Linked DNA regions of Homo sapiens: regions 2, 3 and 4 are each linked to region 1. The links are chromatin contacts, found by Hi-C or POLR2A ChIA-PET in ENCODE. All regions are on one chromosome and are shown on one strand. The core of a region is the stretch at or near the end of the contact, and the rest is flanking DNA. Distances in the headings are between cores, read along the strand shown.

Region 1 (4,862 bases), core at 801-3,300:
AAAGGCCAGGCGTGGTGGCTCACATCTGTAATCCTAGCACTTTGAGAGTCCAAGGCAGGCGGATCACTCGAGGACAGGATTTTGAGATCAGCCCGGCCAAAAAGACACAACCTTGTCTCTACTAAAAATATAAAAATTAGCTGTGCATGGTGGCACACATCTGTAATCCCAGCTACTCAGTAGGCTAAGGCATAAAAATCTTTTGAACCCAGGAGGCGGAGGTTGCAGTGGTCCGAGATTGTGCCACTGCACTCATGCCTGGGTGACAGAGCAAGACTGTCTCAAAATAGATAGATAGGTATGTAGGTAGGTAGGTAGATAGATAGATAGATAGATAGATAGATAGATAGATAGATAGATAGATTTAAAAAAATTAAGGGGGTGCAGCTGTCTAAGGAGTCTTGGATTTAAGATTGCGATCATGTGAAGTAAATAGCCGTCCAGCCAGGTACGACCTCATCAAGTAGAGGTAGAATTGCTTACAATTTGCAAGGCTCAGTGCAAAATAAAAATGCAGTTCACTGTTCAGAAAAAAAGTGTAAGGAATTCTGAGATGGTAACAGAACATTAAATCAAACAAGGGTCCTTCTGAGGGTGGGGTCTTGGGCGGCTGTACAAGCCCCCTGCCCATGAAGCCGGCCCTGGGTGCAGGACGTAGGCCTTGTGGGGTGGAGAGGGGAGCAGCGGTTGGATCAGGGAGGCCCATGAGCTACAGAACTGGAAACACGTAACTGAATCCTGGCTGGGTCACCTTGGGCAAACGGCTATGTCTCTCTATTTTGTTTTCTTCATGTGAAAAAGGAAACTGACATTGTCTCTGTTAATGGACTTCAGGAAATGCAGAAAAACTTCTAAAAGCCACAATAAGGACATTAGAAAACATCAGGCAGGATGTGGAGTGGGCTCTGGCGGCCATCAGCTGAGGTTCAGATCCTGGCTTCACCACTTCTCAGCTGTGTGTCCTTGGGGGAGCCACCCTCTCTCTCGGCCTGCTTTCTCAACCGTGAAACGGAGGTCAACGTGGCCATCTACCTTCTAACGCAGTAGTGAGTCTTAGCTGAGCCGTTACAAAGGGTGGCGCACTCAGGTCCATGCCTGGCACGCAGGGAGCTGTCAGCAAACATCAGCCCCTTCCCTTCCCTCAGCTAGGCATGGTCACACAGAAGCCACAAGAAGAAAGAAGTTTGTCCCCTATTGGCGGGAGCATATGGTGTGTGAGGGCTCCAGGCTGAGCACCTCTGCAGAGCACAGTATTTTATACTGGGAGGCCATATTTCTGCCTTTTACCAAAAGATCTGTATACTCGCCAGTGTAGACTGAGGTTCTGAGCAGCTGCTTATTGGAGTAGGCAGAGAGGTTGAAATTGGCATGTAACCCCTCCTTCCACCTCTAACCAGGGGAGAAGTATGAGAAGGTGAAAAGGCAGAAGAGGAAATTGGCTAGGTACAGCACCCTAACATGGAGTCTGAGGTCTACAAGTCCCATAAATTCTCTCTCATAGCATGACAACATTTAGAATAATACCAGCTGTGTGTGGAGTGTCTCTACGTGTTGATTAGCATTCTAGACACTACACATAAGTGATCCTGCTTAATCCTCTGATGAAGGAACTAGCATGCTTCCCCTGTTAGAGATGAGGAAACTGAGACTGTGGCTCAAGAAAGAGCTTGCCCAAGATCACATGGACCGGAAGTGGCAGAGCTGGGGCTCAGGCCAATGTCAAGGGTCTCTTCAGCACCCGACACTGCCCTCATCCCTAAATGATGGCAGTGATCCTGCCATGAGCGGCCCCTGCCCCCATCACCTCCTGGGGTGCAGGAGTTGGGGGTTCCGTATGCCTCAAGGTATTGGAGCTAAAAGAGGACTCACTTCTAGAGTGTGGTCCCGGCCCCTGGCCAGTCCCTCCCAGCTGCCATTAGCCAGTGGGAGTGGGCCACCCAGGGCCCGAGACACCTGCCAACCTAATGACTTTCCTCCTTATGGTTGACGGTTACTTGCCTCTATTTGGGGAAAACAGATACATCTTCTCAAGAATTTACTCATTCTCGAAATGCAAATCAAAACCACAATGAGATAACATCTCACACTAGTCAGAATGGCTATTATCAAAAAGTCAAAAAATAACAGATGCTGGCAAGGAGAAAAGGGAAGCTTATATGCTTCTGGTGGGAATGAAATTAGTTCAGCCATTGTAGAAAGCAGTGTGGTGATTTCTCAAAGAACTTAAAATAGAATTACCATTGACCCAGCAATCGCATTACTAGGTATATACCCAAAGGGATATAAATCATTCCGTCATAAAGACACATGCATGCCTATGTTCACTGCAGCACTATTCACAATAGCAAAGACATGGGATCAACCTAAATGCCCATCATTGGTAGACTGGATGAAGAAAATGTGGTACATATATACCATGGAATACTATGCAGCCATAAAAAAATGAGATCATGTTCTTTGTAGCAACATGGATGGAGCTAGAGATCATTGTCTTAAGCGAACTAACGCAGGAACAGAAAACCAAATACCACATGGGCTCACTTATAAGTGGGAGCTGAACATTGAGTACACAAGGACACAAAGAAGGGAACAACAGACACCCAGGCCTACTTGAGGGTGGAGGGTGGGAGGAGGGAGAGGATAGAAAAACTACCTATGAGTACTATGCTTATTTCCTGAGTGACAAGATAATCTATATACCAAACTCCGGTGACATGCAGTTTACCTGAAATGTAACCCCTGAACCTAAAATAAAAGTTTAAAAAGAAGGATTGATAGCCAGGCGCAGTGGTTCATGCCTGTAATCCCAGCACTTTGGGAGGCCAAGATGGGCGGATCACCTGAGGTCAGGAGTTCAAGACCAGCCTGGCCAACATGGAGAAACTCCGTCTGTACTAAAAATATGAAAAAATTAGCTGGGCGTGGTGGAACACACCTGTAATCGCGGCTACTCTGGAGGCTGAGGCAAGGAGTTACTTCAACCCGGAAGGCGGAGGTTGCAGTGAGCCGAGATCACGCCACTGCACTCCTGCCTGGGTGACAGAGCAGGACTCCGTCTCAAAAAAAAAGAATAGAAAAGAAAAAAAGAAAGAAGGATCGATTCCTTCTCAAAATGACCTCTCTTCAAACCAGCTCAGGCACCATGAGTTCTCTGAAGTGAGACAAAAATCCAAAGCCTCTGCACTCCCAGGTCTTCATGGAGATGCTTCATGCTCTTGGCAACCCTCTTCTCTCAGGGCAGATTAACCCGGGAACACAGGGGACTCGCAGACAGTGGAAAATGTTGCAGACAGATAAACCACAGCATGCTGGGGCTGCCTGAGGGGAGGGCTGGAAGGGGCTCTGCATGCATGAGAATTGCAGTTCTTTATTCTTCTTAATACTTTATTCCACAGCAGCCAGAGTGCACAGACAGGAGATAGATAGATAGCTGGGAAGAGAGAGAGAGAGAGACAGAGAAGATAACGGTAAACAGCGGAGACACAGCCCGTATCACACCCCACCATGGCAAAGGCACCCTCTGTCGTACACCCAGCCTGCCCACTGGGTTCTGGGCTGAGGGTGTTGCCAGCATCCACATCCGCAGGAAGTGGGCTCTGAAGGCCAAGGAGCACAAAGATGCCTCCTCAGTAAAGACAGTAATCTGGTCACCCTCCTCAGAAGTCACCCCCAGGATGGAGCAGCTCAGCTCCTTAGCTTCCCTCTCAAATGGATGAAGTTAAGGTCCTGCCTAACCACCCCCAACACACACACACACACACACACACACACACACACACACACACACACAGCTGAGCAGTATCCTGGCTTGGGTCACGGATGGGTGACCCTTTGTTCCCACCCCCCCATCTCAGAATGAGTGATGTGCTTTCTGCCTCCACCCTCTCTCTCCTCCCCAGGAAAGAGGTTTCCAGAGCTGCTAGTTAGCCATAAAAAAAAGCAACCCTTCCACCCAGGTTCAATCTTTTACTCGAGGATTCTGTTTCCATGGCAACCAAGCCTACAAGGCCTCAGCAGTGATCTGTTCTCTGGCAAGGGGAACACGGGAAAGGCTGCCCTGGGAACAGCTGAGTTAAGGCTGACTGTGCCCTGTGTGTATCAAAGGAAGGGTCTCTCCAGCTTGTGGACAAGAGACCTAATGGTTCCCCCGGTGACCCTCTCCAGGGAGCAAAAGCAAACACTGTCCCAGAGCTGCCTTGCTAACATTTCTGGCTCCTTTTTCTTTCCCCTCCCACTTCCACCCTCCTCCTTCCCCTGCACACCCCTACAGGCCCCCACTCATGCCTTAAGGCTCTGCAGAGCCCTATAGATGCACCCTAGGCTAGAGATGACACCCTTGCTACCCAAAGACAATGTTTGACAGAAAGCAATGAAACTACCTAAGATCTGTTTAAATGGGTCTAGGATGGTTCATTGGAATCAGTGGTTGTCAGCCAGAGTAATGTTGACTTCCTTCCCAGGGTACAATGGGCAATGTCTGGAGACATTTTTGATTGTTAGGACTGGGGCTTAGGTGGGCAGGGAGAGGAATGGAGGTACTGACATCTCATGGGCAGAGCTGGGGATGCTGCTGAACATTCTAAAATGCACAGGACAGCTTCACCAAAGAATTGTCTATCTGAGCCAGGCACAGTGGCTCACACCTGTAATCTCAGTGCTTTGGGAGGCCAAGGCAGGAGGACTGCTTGAGCCCAGGAGTTCAAGACCAGCCTGGGCAACATAGAAAGACACTGTCTCTACAGATAATTTCAAAAATTAGCCAAGCACGGTGGCATGTGCCTGTGGTCCTAGCTACTTGGGTGGCTAAGGCAGGAGGATCACCTGAGCCCAAGAGGTCAAGGCTGCAGTGAGCTATGAGCATG
Region 2 (4,858 bases), core at 563-3,062, 1.4 Mb before region 1:
TGACACCAGAAAGCCAGCAAACCAGGCTTGTTCCAGAACTTTGGGGTGTAGCCTTTTCTATGGTGTAGGGTACATGGACTTCATGATGCCTCTTGGGATTGCTAAGTGTCTAACAATGTTCAATTCTGTCTTCACCACAGCACTATGTTGCTTCGTATTTCTGCATTATAAAATCTGCCTGATAAATAATCCGCTTGTTCCTCTCATATGCTGACAGATTTCTGCATGGTCAATGGAGCTTAGAGTATATAAAATACAAGTCTGGGAGAGTTTCCTTATAGTTCAAATATATAAATTTAATGTTCAAAAGAATGTAATTGTTTCAAGCAACATACTAGTAGACAAGCTGGAACTCACTGATTTCATTTCATTAGTCTCAAATAACAAAGGGTACTTCATAGCATCAAAAGCCAGACCTCACAATAACTTATGTTTTAGTATCTTACAGTATCTCATTATATAAATAATAAAATGACTAGGGTTTTGGTGAGAAGGAAGAGAGAAGAGCCACATGGTATTCAAAGAATGCCAGGAAACCACAAATACTGCATTCTTTTGAACATTAAATATACTTGAACTATAATGGAAACTCTCCCAGACTTACATTTTATATAAATACACTAAGCTCCATTCACTGTGAAGAAAACTGTCGTCATACGGAAGAAAATAAGTTGATTATTTATCAGGCAAAATTTATAACACAAAGTGCTAAATCAGGCACATTGCATTAAACATTATACTGACTATAAACAAGGATAGAAATTACGGAAGTGCATAGCTTTGGAAATTGAGTGAAAATAACAGCATAATTCAACTTTAATTGGATGCCTATAGATGAAACAATAATTGACTCTTAACTGTAACTCCAAGATATTTTATGACTATAACATTTTCTAAGTAATCTACTTGAAAAATACCTCATTGACTCATCAAATCCTATCTTTAAAATGTTACCCTCGTTCCAAGAAAATCACATGCATACACTAGAATGAAATGACTTGTCAAATATAATTTGAATCCAGTAAAACAAAAAAAGCATTAATCTGTACTTTCTCATTAATAGCAAGATAATTTTCCAAGTGAAACACACACAATACAATACACATTTGTTGAGACTCCCCAATGGCTCCCACTTGTCTTTCCAACCTTCATATCCTTCCACAGGCCTTTGCAGAGGAATCCCTTCCGACTATCAGTCTCTGAAGAATTCTCACACTTCCTGACACCACACCTCTACTCAGGGTGCTCTGCCCTCCCTACTTGGGACTATTGTGTCTCCTCACCCAAGTCTTATTGGAACATCTTTCCAGGTCCTTCATAACTGCTCTATTTCCCAAGAAGCCTTCTTGGGGCAGAAATAATCCCTCCTTGCTCTCACCCCCATGGTACTCAGCACCTGGTACTCTCATGTGCGACTTCTATGCTCTGGGTTTTCTCACAGCACACATGGCTTACTAACTGCCTATCTCCCAACCACACACAGGAAGCTCTTAAGGCCAAGTAGCACCACTGTATGTCCACAGAAACTAGCACAAAGACTGTGCACATACAAATTAATTGCAAACCACATCGTGAAAATCCTAAGCATAAAGAAAGAAAAAGGTCATATTTTAATCACCATCTAATACAGAACAGTTTCTTAAGGCCTCTCTGTAATAATTTTAAAGTTAAGGGGAAAATGCTTGGCTCAGTCCACTCCGTATAAACTCCTTAAACATTAACTAGTAATTTTAAAAGCATGAAATGACTTTCTCCCCTGGGGCTTTATATAGAACCATAATAACCGCAACACGAGCTTCAGGACTCTGCAATTGCCTGATACTAAAGTCCCACTGTGAGATTCCACGTGGTGGCTTGTTATCAGCCTTACATAGAACAAATGTGGTCAGCCAAAAATTTACTGTGGGGCTCAAAAACATTTTAGGGGCTCATACAAGCTTAGGGCCTTGACATTTAAGTGATAACTGAGAGGCATGCACTGATAGAAAATCCTCAGAGACTCAGAAGAGTTTTAAACAATGCAGTTGTACATTTTTATAGGGCACATGTTCTGAAACCTCAAAAATAGATATGTAAATGTCATCTGAAGCTGTGTCATTTTTACTTAATTTTTGGCATAACCTGTCGCCTCAAAAAGTCTTTGTGGCTTGTGTATGGCAGGCAAACGGTGTCAGATGCACTTCCAAAGTGCCATGAGGCGTGGACTGGACGTCAGCTCTGCTTTGCACGTGCAATTCCTGCCTGCAGAACTGCAGCTAGCATCTGCTGCCTCTGGCATCTGCTGCCTCTGGATGAGCCTCTATTTGGAAAGTGGGAATTATTTTTTCTTCCACATCCAAGACCAGCAGAGTAGCTTTCAATCCCAGTCAACTGCTCTTTGCCGCAGAAATCAATATAAGCAACAGAGGAAAAAAACAATAAAGGGGCTAAGCCTCCAAAATCTTGCATTTTCCCTTGGCTCGGGCAAAGGTCCCCTCATTTCTTTCAAGAACACCAGAGGCAAGAGTTTGAGGTGGGGGCCGCAGGAGCACGTACCACAAGACCTTCTTACTGAGCCACAATCTGCAGCTAACTCTTGGTCAATCTGTGCAGTGGAGAAGCGGCACACAACATATCAAAATCTAGTTAAAAAATAAAACAAAACCCCTCATGGTCACATCTTTGTTCAAACTATCTTACTAGAGCTCGTGCTTCCAAAGAATCAGATAGACTCATTTGAGAGTCTACTCTAAATCTTGCCCTCCCCTGTAGCTGGAATGGTCCCTAAACAGCTCTGAGATGGCCAGAGAATACCAGTGGAAACAGCTAGTAACAGCCACTTCCTACCTCTGTAGGGTTCTACCAAATACTTGCACATACCTTGTCTTATTTGGTCATTTTCCACAGTGTGGGATACCATAGGTGTGACCATTTTCTCAGCTGAGAAAAGGGAGGCTCAGGGAGTGCACAGAGAAATATACAACGGAATAGGTCCAGGAAGTGCCAGATCTCGAGGTCAAACCATGATACTAATAATTACCCTCGACTGCCTCTGTTGTAAGCCACCATATTCAATCTTTTGATAGACAGAGAAATGGGAGACTCAAACAAGTGACAGAGACAGAACCGGGGGTTTCACACAAGGTCTCACAGAGCCTACAGCCTGAATTCCGTCTCAGCCTAGGAACCCTCTGCAAAATCCAGATGTTTTGCCTTCAGGCCCAGCTGGCCTTCGACCACAGAGCACTCACAAAGTGCAGCAGGGCCCCGCTGGGAGGCCCCACTCCACTCCGAGTGCTGCTTCTAACTGCAGCCCCCGCACGGCAGCCCGCCACCCAACTGACTGCTCTGGGCTATTTATGAGATGGTCCCTGCTCTCGGGAGACGTCCCTCTTTGGATTATTCATCCTCTCCTCACCCCCAAAGCAGCAAAACCAGCACACGCCGTCCCCCCAGCGTCAAGCCCCACTCCAGGGTTTGCAGGCAGCTGCCTCCCTCTCCGCCCCCTCTTTTAGAGACAGTCAGGGCTCCAGACTCTCCGCTGGGCTCTGTGCTGAATGTTACCCTTTGTCTCAGAACCCTGGGCTGGCTCTGACGGCTGGAAAGCCTGAACAACAATGATGAATCAGAGTATTTATTTTTGAGGTTTTCTCCAAGCTGCCTCTTCATCAGCTCTGAAATAGCAGCATTCAAGCTGCCACAGACACTTCCCGAAGTTTGCTGGCCTAGGGTTCCCAATGGGGAAAACATCACCTCCCTGGCAACAAACACAACAGCCTCCTAACACCCCTTCTGCAGGAGAGGCACCAACTGCATCTCTCCAAAAGACGGGTGGCCTACATGTTTAAATTGATTTTCGAAATTATTTTCAAATCCCTCGGGTTGCGTGAGCAAGGGTGGATTTCTATTTCTAAGTGTGGTGACCTTTTCTAAAACTGTTTTATGCTTTTCACTCTTCTGTGATTGGTGCCACCTAGGACTGCACACTGCATTCATTTGGTGTGTCTGAGTGAGCTGTTTAATCCAGAACAAGGAAACTCATCCCTTCAAATCTGAATTAAAGAAGCATCTCTCTGGGTACGATGAGGTTTTCTGATGTAAAACTCTCATCTAAAAGTTAGCCATTCTTATTAAGATTGAAACCTTAGGCCGGGCGCGGTGCTTACGCCTGTAATCCCAGAACTTTGGGAGGCCAAGGCGGGCAGATCACAAATCAGGTGATCGAGACTATCCTGGCTAACACAGTGAAACCCCATCTCTACTAAAAATAAAAAAAAATTAGCTGGATGTGGTGGCGGGCGCCTGTAGTCCCAGCTACTCAGGAGGCTGAGGCAGGAGAATGGCGTGAACCTGAGAGGCGGAGCTTGCAGTGAGCCGAGATCACGCCACTGCAATCCAGCCTGGAGGACAGAGCAAGACTCCATCTCAAAAAAAAAAAAAAGATTTCAAAGCTTAAATTAAATGAATTTAATGAAATAACTAGCCTTGCAAAAGGGAAACGTAAGAATAACTCACAAATTAGAAAAGTATTGTTTCTTGCTGTGCTGCTTGATGGCTTGTCACAGCAGAACAATATCCTCCACCCAAAGCGTTTATTTACACACATACACTCAGCCTGACGTTTAAGAGTGCAAAGGAGTTTTTAAAAAAGGCAGCTGGGGAAAAAACAAGAGTGAAAATCTGAGGACACCACACAGAAATACAATGATGTCTACACATGAAACTCAGTCTCCAATAAAAAATGTTTTAGTACATTTGCCTGTGAACAGATGAGCTTTGGTAAGTGTTGAGATCAGAAGGGAGTGGACTGTTCTTTTCATCACAGTTCCGAAGATAAAAGGAGAAGTACAGACTGCTGATAAAAGTCTGGCAGCATAAC
Region 3 (4,410 bases), core at 757-3,256, 1.5 Mb before region 1:
AGTCTAAATTAATACAATTATTGTGACCCTAAGGGTATCTACAGGCTGTGAGCACCTGGGGGAATGTGAGTCACAAAACGAATACCCCTAGTAAGAGCTGAGACTATGGCTGTGTCCTGCCTGCCCCCACCCAAACCATCAGCTCTGAGCTGGCTGACCACCCATGACCATTGGGAATTCATGGACAGAGCCCTTCCTGCATGATTCTTTGCAGCCTGTCAACAGAGAAAACCAGTGACTGGGGGCCAGACTCGGACTGAGTGTTGACAAGTCTATTTTCAGAAAAAGCCACAAGGTAAAGATTAGCTCATGACCAAGCCAAGGAAGCCACTTTGAAGAGAGGTGTGAGCGAGCGGTGGCACGCTATTATCACTGCCTGGGTCAGGGTGAATTTCCAACATGCGGGTGACATTTTCTTTCTCAGGTAGAGTAGCCTGTTTCTTGTCCTCATAACAAAACCACACAGGAAACATAATAAGCACCAACACAAAACATGTCAGAAAAGAGACTTTGTTGACTTGACACTTCTCATCTCTGTTCTTAAATGAATTCAAGATGGCCTTGCTTCACTGCTGCAGGTGGGAGTAGGGTGGGGTACGGGGAGCAGATTCCTATCTGATGGGTTATTTGTACCTAATGTACAACCGGGGTCTCCCAACTGGGGCCCGGGAGTGGTTTAGAAAGCACAATGAGGTCGGATGCGGTGGCTCACGACTGTAATCCCAGTACTTTGGGAGGCCGAGGCAGGCAGATCACAAGGTCAGGACTTCAAGACCAGCCTGGTGAATATGGTGAAACCCCTTCTTTACAAAAAGTAAAAAAATTGGCCGGGCATGGTGGCGCGTGCCTGTAGTCCCAGCTACTCGGTAGACTGAGGCAGGAGAATTGCTTGAACCCGGGAGGTGGAGGTTGCAATGAGCCAAGATTGCACCATTGCGCTCCAGCCTGGGCAACAGAGTGAGACTCCATCTCAAAAAAAAAAAAAAAAAAAAGGACAACAAAGGGTTCACTTTAACTTGGCAATGGCTTCTTGGAAACCAGCAATGCACAGTGACACCTCCATTAGGGAAAACTCTGTAATTCATAATTCCTGGGGATGGAAGGCAGAGAAAAGGCTGAGTAATGACTGCAGCAAACACAAATCTAGCCAGGCACTGTTCTAGGCACCTTCCATACTTACTCATTTAATCCTCCCAACATCCCTAGGAGGTTGGTCCTTTTACCATTTCCATTTTAGACTTGGAGAAACTGAGGCAAGAGAGATGAGCTGCATGGCTCCAGGCTATACAGCTATGAAATATTGGAGCTGGGATTTGAACCCTTGAACCCAGGCAGTGTGGCACTTCCTCGCCACACCCTGCTGCCTTCTTGGAATGACGAGGTGACAGCCACGTTGCCCAGCAGGTGGGAGAAGAGGGACAGTCTTTAAGGAGAAGGGGACAGGGACAGCCCTTCATTAGAGCTAGGAGGAGCCAGGCAAGAACCCAGGGAGGTGAAAGCCTCACCCTAACTCTTTCTTCTTATTTTTCTCCCCTCTCATTACTTCCCTTTTCAGCCACATCTGAGTTTTTTACACCAGCACCCAGCTTTCCGACATGCTGGGAAACTAAGCTCTGTGATTCAGATGTTTCTTTGGAATAACAAAGTTTTCAACATAATAAAAAGGACACAAACAGCACTCAGGCACGTCAGGCCACACAAGTGGGAGAGGTTTGGGTCCCAAATAGGGTTCCAGGACCCAAGTACGAGTTCCTTCCATCAGAATGGAGGTGTTCCTCTGAAGTAGCAGGGGGTGCAATGAGAGGGGTTTACTTGGTTTTTAAACAGGAACTGTTTCCACCTCCTGGAGTGATCAAGAGGTGCCTCTTTCCTCTGAGAATGCTGGAGGGTTTTACTCCACAGGAAGAAGTTGCACAGAGGCTCAGTGTATTCAGGTGTGGCCAGCCTCTGGAGATGTGTATCCAAAGTCAACACCCTGCATTGAATCATGGGACAGGGTTTTCAAACACAGACAAGGGCGGGGTGGAGGGGGGGCAGTAACAACAGAAGCCTTGAAAGGCAGTTTTCACACACAGTATTTACCACACTCTGCAAGACTTAGGAAACCTCAAGGAATATTTTTTTTCTTTCTCATTTCCAGTATCTCTAGGTCACAAATCTCCTGTGGTTCCTCTAACAGGCACATCTGCAGGGTGAGATACAAGTTCTAGAGATGAGAAACTCTAAAAACATTATTTATTAGATGCTGTCTTTAGGACAGTGTTTTTGAGAGAGCATTAGATGTGGATTCCAGCTTGGGGTCGGGGAGTAGGGTTTCTCCCCTTGCAAATCCTCCACCCGAGCATTTGAGGGTTTAAATTTTCCAGTTTGATCTAATGCGAACATAAAAGCACTGCGACAATCTTGGGCTGATTTTAATTACGAACACAGGCAATACGCTGAGAGCACAGCTGGTGTGTGGCCCTAACCAGCTTCCCAGAAGAGAGTGGCGCTATCAGAAATGACAATAATAGACCAGGTTTTTAAAACCATTTACATGCAAGTTGCAAAATTCCCCTCCATAGTTTGGGGATAGAATGGTTGATTAGATTGCAACGATTGAGTTGGGAAAACATTAAAAAATGAGAAAAAATGAAATAAGAGTGAGAAGGATTAAGTCAGGCATTAAGAACATCAGAACAATTACAGGATTTCAGCCTATGATATATTACACTACATCATCCATATGAACACACTCATGTAGTGTAAATACACCATACTGATTGCATGCTAATGCAGATGTATGCCTATAAAACTTAAAATGAATCTTAACTCATATGTGATTGAAAGATATTAACAGAAAGAAAGGAAAATGAGCTGTCCATTTAAAGATGCACTCTTTCTGTTCATTGGATGGATGCTTTCAATACAGACTTGAACTTTAATCACTGATAGGAGGTTTTGATATTTGCTTGGTAAAATTTTATTTATTTATTTATTTATTTTATTTATTTATTTTTGAGATGGAGTCTTACTCTGTCACCCAGACTGGAGTGCAATGGTGCGATCTCGGCTCACTGCAACCTCCGCCTCCCGGGTTCAAGTGATTCTCCTACCTCAGCCTCCCGAGTAGCTGGGATTACGGGCACCTGCCATCATGACTGGCTAATTTTTGTATTTTTTTTTTTGTTTTTTGGTAGAGACGGGGTTTCACCATGTTGGGCAGGCTGGTCTTGAACTCCTGACCTCGGGTGATCCACCTGCCTCGGCCTCCCAAAGTGCTGGGATTACAGGTGTGAGCCACCGTGCCCAGCAGGTAAAATTTTAAACTAACCTAATCTGAAGAGGAGGGGAGACTGGTCTATTCTCTGGGTGATTAAGACATGGCATTTTTTTTCATGGGAGGGCCGTGGCTGCTTGGAAGGGAGCACACAGACTAAGACACAAGTAGGTGTGAGATTCAAGCTACCAGAACACGCGGTGCATCCTTAAGGGTGGAGAGCATGGCTGCAGGCTGAGGCCCGGGAGCCACAAAAACCAAGGCAAGTGTTTTGTGGAAGGAAAGTGGATGAGGAAAGAGCAGAGGAAGAACTACCTTTAAGAAGCGGACATGACAGCCCTGTAAAAGACAGGAGGAGGAGAAAAACTGCCAGGTTAGTAGGAGAAATGTTACACACAGGAAGTGCTACACACAATTAGTGGTGTGAGAAAACGAGATTGAGTACAACACAGCACAGGTTCCAATTATGATGCAGGCAGGCACAGCAGACAGACGGTGACCCCGAGACACAGCACCAGGGTCAGGAGAGAAGGTGCGGTGAACCTTCCAGTGCACTCTGCTCCGGAGGCACCCCAGGTGCAGGTCTCATTTGACCCTTGGAGGGGTAGGAAGTAACTCTTCCTTGTTTGAATAGTGAAAGGCCTAGAATCAAGCTTTATGAGGACAGGACCCTTCTCTCCTCCTTGTGGCATTTCCATGTCTGAAAGTGGTCTCACATCAAACAGCTCCACTACATTCAGGGATGTGTTTTGCTATCGGCCAGTTCACATGACGGGGTCCTGGAGTATTTGGCGAATCGACTCGTTTGAGGTAGCACATAGCAAGGTGCCCAGTAATGTTATATACAGATTGCCATTTTTCAATAAATGATGATGAAACCAAACCCGCTTACCATGAAAACTATTAGTAACAAGATTTTGTTTTTTCTTGATGATTCAGAAGGCTCTTCAATATCTTGGAAGTGCCCAAGATGACTGACGAAACATAAGCTGGTGGGCAGTGAGTTAACCAAGCTCCAGTTGACTGAATGCCACACAACCAGGGTTTGCTTTTCTTTTTACTTTCAACTTCCACCGAAAAAGAAAAAGGGAAAAAAAAAAACCTATCTTAACTGGATAACTTTCCTTTCTCAAGTACTAATGTGAGAAAAA
Region 4 (4,792 bases), core at 2,178-4,677, 1.3 Mb before region 1:
TAACTCAAGGAAACTGCAAACCTGATAACATGCAGTATTTTACACTCCAGGAAAAGGGATGTTCCCTGGAAGGTCATAAAGAAGGAGGGCTCTGAGTCCTGAGCCCTCATATGCCTTAAGCAGCCTAGCTCTGAGAATTGCTCCAAGGAACTATCTGACGATAGGTCTCTGAGAATCCACACCCCCAGCCATCATAGATGTACCTCCAAGAAATAAAAGGCGGCCCATTAAACTATGACAGGCCATCATGTAAGACACCTCTGGATTCCAGAACGTTGAACTATGAAAGCACACACATCTGGGATTCCATGAGAGTTGGTGGCAAGCCAGTTTCTCTCTATCTGAAGTGCCTTGACTACAGGAACTAGACCCTGTTCAACTCTTTATTCAGAACCTGTAGAGCCAGGTCAGCACCCAGGGAGCCCTCAGCAAACACATTCCTGATAACTTGGATGGTATGACATCTCGCGCCTTTGAATCCATGAGTATTTACTCAGCTTTGTGCTAACACCAGTACTAGGAACTGGCATTTGAGTCACAATTATCTTGTCAGGTTTTATCCTTATCATCCCCCAATTACAGAATGAGAAACTGAGACTCAGAAAAAGACTCAACAGCCTTCTGAGGCTCGTGAGGCGGAGGGCACAGGTCTCAACTCAAGTCTGCCCAGGTCCGAAGCCATCATTAGATTTCCTGACCGCCTGCGTTTCTGGGTTAAGTCTGTGCTCAGATGTAGCGGGTATCCATTCACACACTTTTCCTCCTCCCTTGGTACCTTGCCAGCCTAATTCACTGCCTCTGCAAGCAGAGAACATTCTTTTTCATTAGGTGTGGGTGGTCAGGAATTTAATATTAGCTAACTTCTCCCCCTGCCCTTTCCTCCATCCTCTGCGGTCTTTACTTCTCTCATTAAATGGGCCACACATGTCATCGTGAGGACTACCATTCAGTAGCAAGTCATTTACCAAGGGCCTGTCCCGTTTCAGGGCAGGCAGCACAGCAGGCTGTGTGTGGACTCAGTTTCATAGAGCCCAACATGCCACCATGTCACTCACCATAACAGACATTTACCTGCAGCTGAAGAAAAGGGTATCATGCACTGAGTGGGTTATTTATTGAGTCAAGTTCATTCTTCCATAAACTCTCATGGGCACACTCTACAGCCAGAGCAAACGGGCTTCCTGTTTAATACACAACGACATCTAAGAAGCCTCACTTTATTTCTTAGCCTCTAGTTTCCAAGGCTACACTTCTTTCCAAGAGTAACAAATGCCAACAACCTCATCATAGTTTTCCCCTAAGTTACTTCCCATTCATTATTTTCTAGCCTCCAGTTAGAATGCAGCTGGTGAGGGACTGGCCCCCTCATCATTATAACATTGAACAGACAGGCATAGAAACAATTCAGAAAGAGCAGTCCCAGCATCAAACCAGAACCAGAAGGTCTTGATTCCAGACCCTCATGGACCACTTGCAGCAAATGGGGCAAAAGTTTCTGAACACCTCTGAGCTTCAGCTGTTTGTCTATAAAATAAGGTTTCTACTAACCAACGGGAGTCCAAGAGATCAAATGAGATATGATGTGTGTAGCTGCACAAACGTCAGATGATAACCAAAAAAGGGACGATGGCCAGGGCTCCTGCCAGAGTCACCTCGTGTTCAGGTCAACAATGGCAGCGTTTATGGTTCCCAAAAGGTGAGAACAGTTACCGGCTCTGAGGCAAACAGGGATCCAGGAATTGCTCATAACCACTCAATTCTGGAAGTTATCTCAAAAGAGAGAAAAGTGTGTCCATGTATGTAAGAAAAGGCAAAAAATGGATATGAAACACAAACACCTGACAAATGAGTACTTACATGTGCTATGGGTTGGGGTTCAAGGGTAAACAACAAAACAGCCCCTGGCCTCGCTAAGCTTGCAGTCTAATGGGAGAGGTGAACATGAATTAAATAATTATCAAACAAAATTCTGCATTACAGCTGGGATGGAGGCTATGAAGAAAAAGTGTGGGTGATGAGGAGAGGCGGCTGGAGACGCAGGGCAGCTGATGATACAGGGCCTTGTAGGCCAGTTTAAGGATCCTGGACTTCATCCTAGAAGCAATGGGAAGCCTTTAAATGATTACAGGCAGAAAGCGTGGGGTGGAGCTGGGAATGCTAAAGATCACTCTCTGAAGTGGAAAAGAGATTGAAGGAGGGAGGGGGCCAGGAATGGGTACAGGGAGGCCAGGTGAGGAGCTGGGGGACTGTAACATCATGATGTTACAGGCAGGTGCAGTGGCTCACGCCTGTAATCCCAGCACTTTGGGAGGCCTGGGTGGGTGGATCACTTGAGGTCAGGAGTTCAAGACCAGCCTGGCCAGTATGAAACCCTGTCTCAACTAAAAAAAAAAAAAATCAGCCAGGCATGGCAGGCACCTGTAGCCCCAGCTACTTGGGAGGCTGAGGCAGGAGAATCGCTTGAATCCAGGAGGCAGAGGTCACAGTCAGTTAAGATCGTGCCACTGCACTCACACCTGGCAACAGAGCGAGACTCCATCTCAAAGAAAAAAAAAAGAGAGAGAGACTAACATCATGATGAAAAACATGATGCTATATAAAAAATATCCCTTGGCAGAGTTGGGGCCCTAAAGCCAAACTGTCTGGAACCTGGGCACAGTCCTGTGTGATATTTCCATCTGTCCGCCCGTCCATCCATCCACCCACATTTATTAGTGGAGTGAAATGCCGTGGTATAAACATCTCTGGGACCATCACCCAGAGAGGACACCATTAGCATCTATTATGGTATAAATATACATACGTCATAGCTTTCAGAAGGTCTAAGAGGAAAAATCATTTCAGTGTAAATTAAATGTTCCTTGTCTTCACCTGAAAAAAAAAGTATTATTTTGAGAACAAAAACATGAAAACTGGCTACAGGTTGAAAAAACCGCACAGCAGCTATCCGTGCCTCCTTTAGAAAGGGGATCACAGGCATTGACTTCCACTCAGAGGAGGTGCACAGACGTCCCCAGTGTGCCCAGAAACCACCTGAAGAGGAGAAGCAGCTCTGAGACGAGAGTCGTATGAAGATGTACAAAAATAAACATTTTCAAGGGTTTTCAAATACATGAGCAAACAGATGGGGTTTCAGTTCATTTTTAGAAACAGAAGCAGACTTTGAAGTGAAAGGGGAAGTAGGTTCCCCCTCAGGGATCCACGATCTCCCTCCACTTAGGAAAGAGGAGATGGCCAGAACTGTGAGCTTAAGAGCACCCCAATCTTTTTTTTTTTTTGGAAACAGGGCGTTGTTCTGTCGTCCAAGCTGGAATGCAGAGGTGTGATCACAGCTCACTGCAATCTCGAACTCCTGGCCTCAGGCCATCCTTCTGCCTCAGCCTCCTGAGGAGCTTGGCACCACAGGCACGTACCATCATGCCTAGCTAATTTACTTTTTTTTTTTTTTTTTTTTTTTTTTGGAGACAGAGTTTCGCTTTGTCTCCCAGGCTGGAGTGCAGTGCCGCGATCTGGGCTCAATGCAACATCCGTCTCCCGGGTCCAAGGAATTCTCATGCCTCAGCCTCTTGAGTAGCTGGGATTACAGGTGCCTGCTACCACGCCCGGCTAATTTTTTGTATTTTTAGTAGAGACAGGGTTCACCATGTTGCCAGGCTGATCTCAAACTCCTAAGCTCAGGCAATCCACCCGCCTCAGCCTCCCAAAATGCTGGGATTACAGGCATGAGCCACCATACCCGGCCCTGACTAATTTACTTTTCATTGAGATGGGGTCTTACGGTGTTGCCAGGGCTGGTCTCAAACTCCTGGGCTCAAGCAATCCTCCCATCTCAGCCTCCCAAAGTGCTGGGGTTCCCGGCCTGAGTCATCATGCCCAACCAATCTTTTAAGTGCTGGGATCTTGAAGAGTGTCCCTCACTGGCTCTCACTAGCCCACCCTCGGTCTGTGGGTTGTCCAGGCCTCAAAAAAGCCCCCTTGACCACCAGTCCCAGACTAGGTAACACCCCGGTTGTATGCACTTCCAGCATCCTATAGTTCTCCTGCCTGTCACTCACTGCCGCTGTGGCTCTGTCACTATTTGAGGATTTCCTGAATACCCATCTCTCTGCTACACTCTAAGCTCTGAAGGGGCAGGGGCCTCTTCTTGTCAGCAAAGTCTATCTTAGGACTCTAGAAATAGAAAGCAGGAGATGGAGACATGTGCTGACTTCCCGAATAACCCAATTCATTCAAAGTAATTATGTTTATAAAATACAGAGAGAAGAAACAAATGAACATTGGCTATACGTTAGGCACCACACTCTTCAGGTACAAAGGATCAGGAGTCCTTTCCGTCCTGTAGCTTTAGGGAACTGGTGGGGGGCTCTTAAAACCATGGGGTCTGGACTCATTTTGGGCTATTTTTATTCGCCTTGTCAGTCACTTGAGTTTAATCAATTCAATGTGGTCATAATCACTGAGAAGTCAATGACTTGGATCTAGGATTTTAGGACTTGGTGTTTCTGGCATTTCATAGGAAATAAATAAATCAAAGCCTACAGTAAGCAACCTTCTTAATACATCTTGGAAGGGGGGAAAACCCCAAGACCCTTATTTAGGATGAATATATTAATACAATACAAAGCACCCAACTTCTTTCTGGGAATGACTTAGGAAATCCATCAGCAGAAGGAGACAGTTGCACTTATTATGGGATTTCTAGGGCATGGGGGCGCAAAGACCAAAAAGAGTCTTGTTTTACTTTTCAAAACATGGAAATGCTGATTCCCTTTCTCTGCTTATGCTATCCAGG

The links. A loop is a pair of places that touch in the nucleus more often than their neighbours do. ChIA-PET counts read pairs that join two places held with the same protein, here RNA polymerase II (POLR2A). Pooled maps may share reads with other maps.
Region 2: a loop to region 1 is called in a map with no recorded cell type, with 11 times the contacts of the local background. The contact joins two enhancer-like sites. A Hi-C loop is called at or near these places in 2 of 37 single-sample maps with no recorded cell type and 4 of 50 pooled maps. POLR2A ChIA-PET finds 5 or more read pairs at or near these places in 2 of 52 experiments (AG04449 and PC-3).
Region 3: a map with no recorded cell type shows a loop between it and region 1 (15-fold over the local background). The contact joins two enhancer-like sites. A Hi-C loop is called at or near these places in 8 of 37 single-sample maps with no recorded cell type and 4 of 50 pooled maps.
Region 4: a pooled map shows a loop between it and region 1 (8-fold over the local background). The contact joins two enhancer-like sites. A Hi-C loop is called at or near these places in 2 of 37 single-sample maps with no recorded cell type and 2 of 50 pooled maps.

Annotation. Positions count from the first base shown.
Region 1 is chr17:65,178,564-65,183,425 of GRCh38, reverse strand. All of the region lies in intron 9 of RGS9 (regulator of G protein signaling 9), which reads right to left. Among named protein-coding and RNA genes, the nearest start is that of RGS9, 44 kb to the right of the region's middle. RefSeq lists enhancers at 1-148, 2,092-2,141. Within about 2 kb of position 2,050, at least 4 of the 41 ENCODE cell types and tissues checked have a DNase peak (open chromatin) inside an H3K27ac peak, as active enhancers do.
Region 2 is chr17:66,538,970-66,543,827 of GRCh38, reverse strand. All of the region lies in intron 3 of PRKCA (protein kinase C alpha), which reads right to left. Among named protein-coding and RNA genes, the nearest start is that of PRKCA-AS1, 120 kb to the right of the region's middle. RefSeq lists a silencer at 1,348-1,397. Within about 2 kb of position 1,812, at least 9 of the 41 ENCODE cell types and tissues checked have a DNase peak (open chromatin) inside an H3K27ac peak, as active enhancers do.
Region 3 is chr17:66,709,632-66,714,041 of GRCh38, reverse strand. The region is part of intron 8 of PRKCA (protein kinase C alpha); the gene reads right to left. Among named protein-coding and RNA genes, the nearest start is that of MIR634, 75 kb to the left of the region's middle. RefSeq lists an enhancer at 180-239. Within about 2 kb of position 2,006, at least 9 of the 41 ENCODE cell types and tissues checked have a DNase peak (open chromatin) inside an H3K27ac peak, as active enhancers do.
Region 4 is chr17:66,439,831-66,444,622 of GRCh38, reverse strand. The region is part of intron 2 of PRKCA (protein kinase C alpha); the gene reads right to left. Among named protein-coding and RNA genes, the nearest start is that of PRKCA-AS1, 25 kb to the right of the region's middle. RefSeq lists an enhancer at 2,959-3,158. Within about 2 kb of position 3,427, at least 5 of the 41 ENCODE cell types and tissues checked have a DNase peak (open chromatin) inside an H3K27ac peak, as active enhancers do.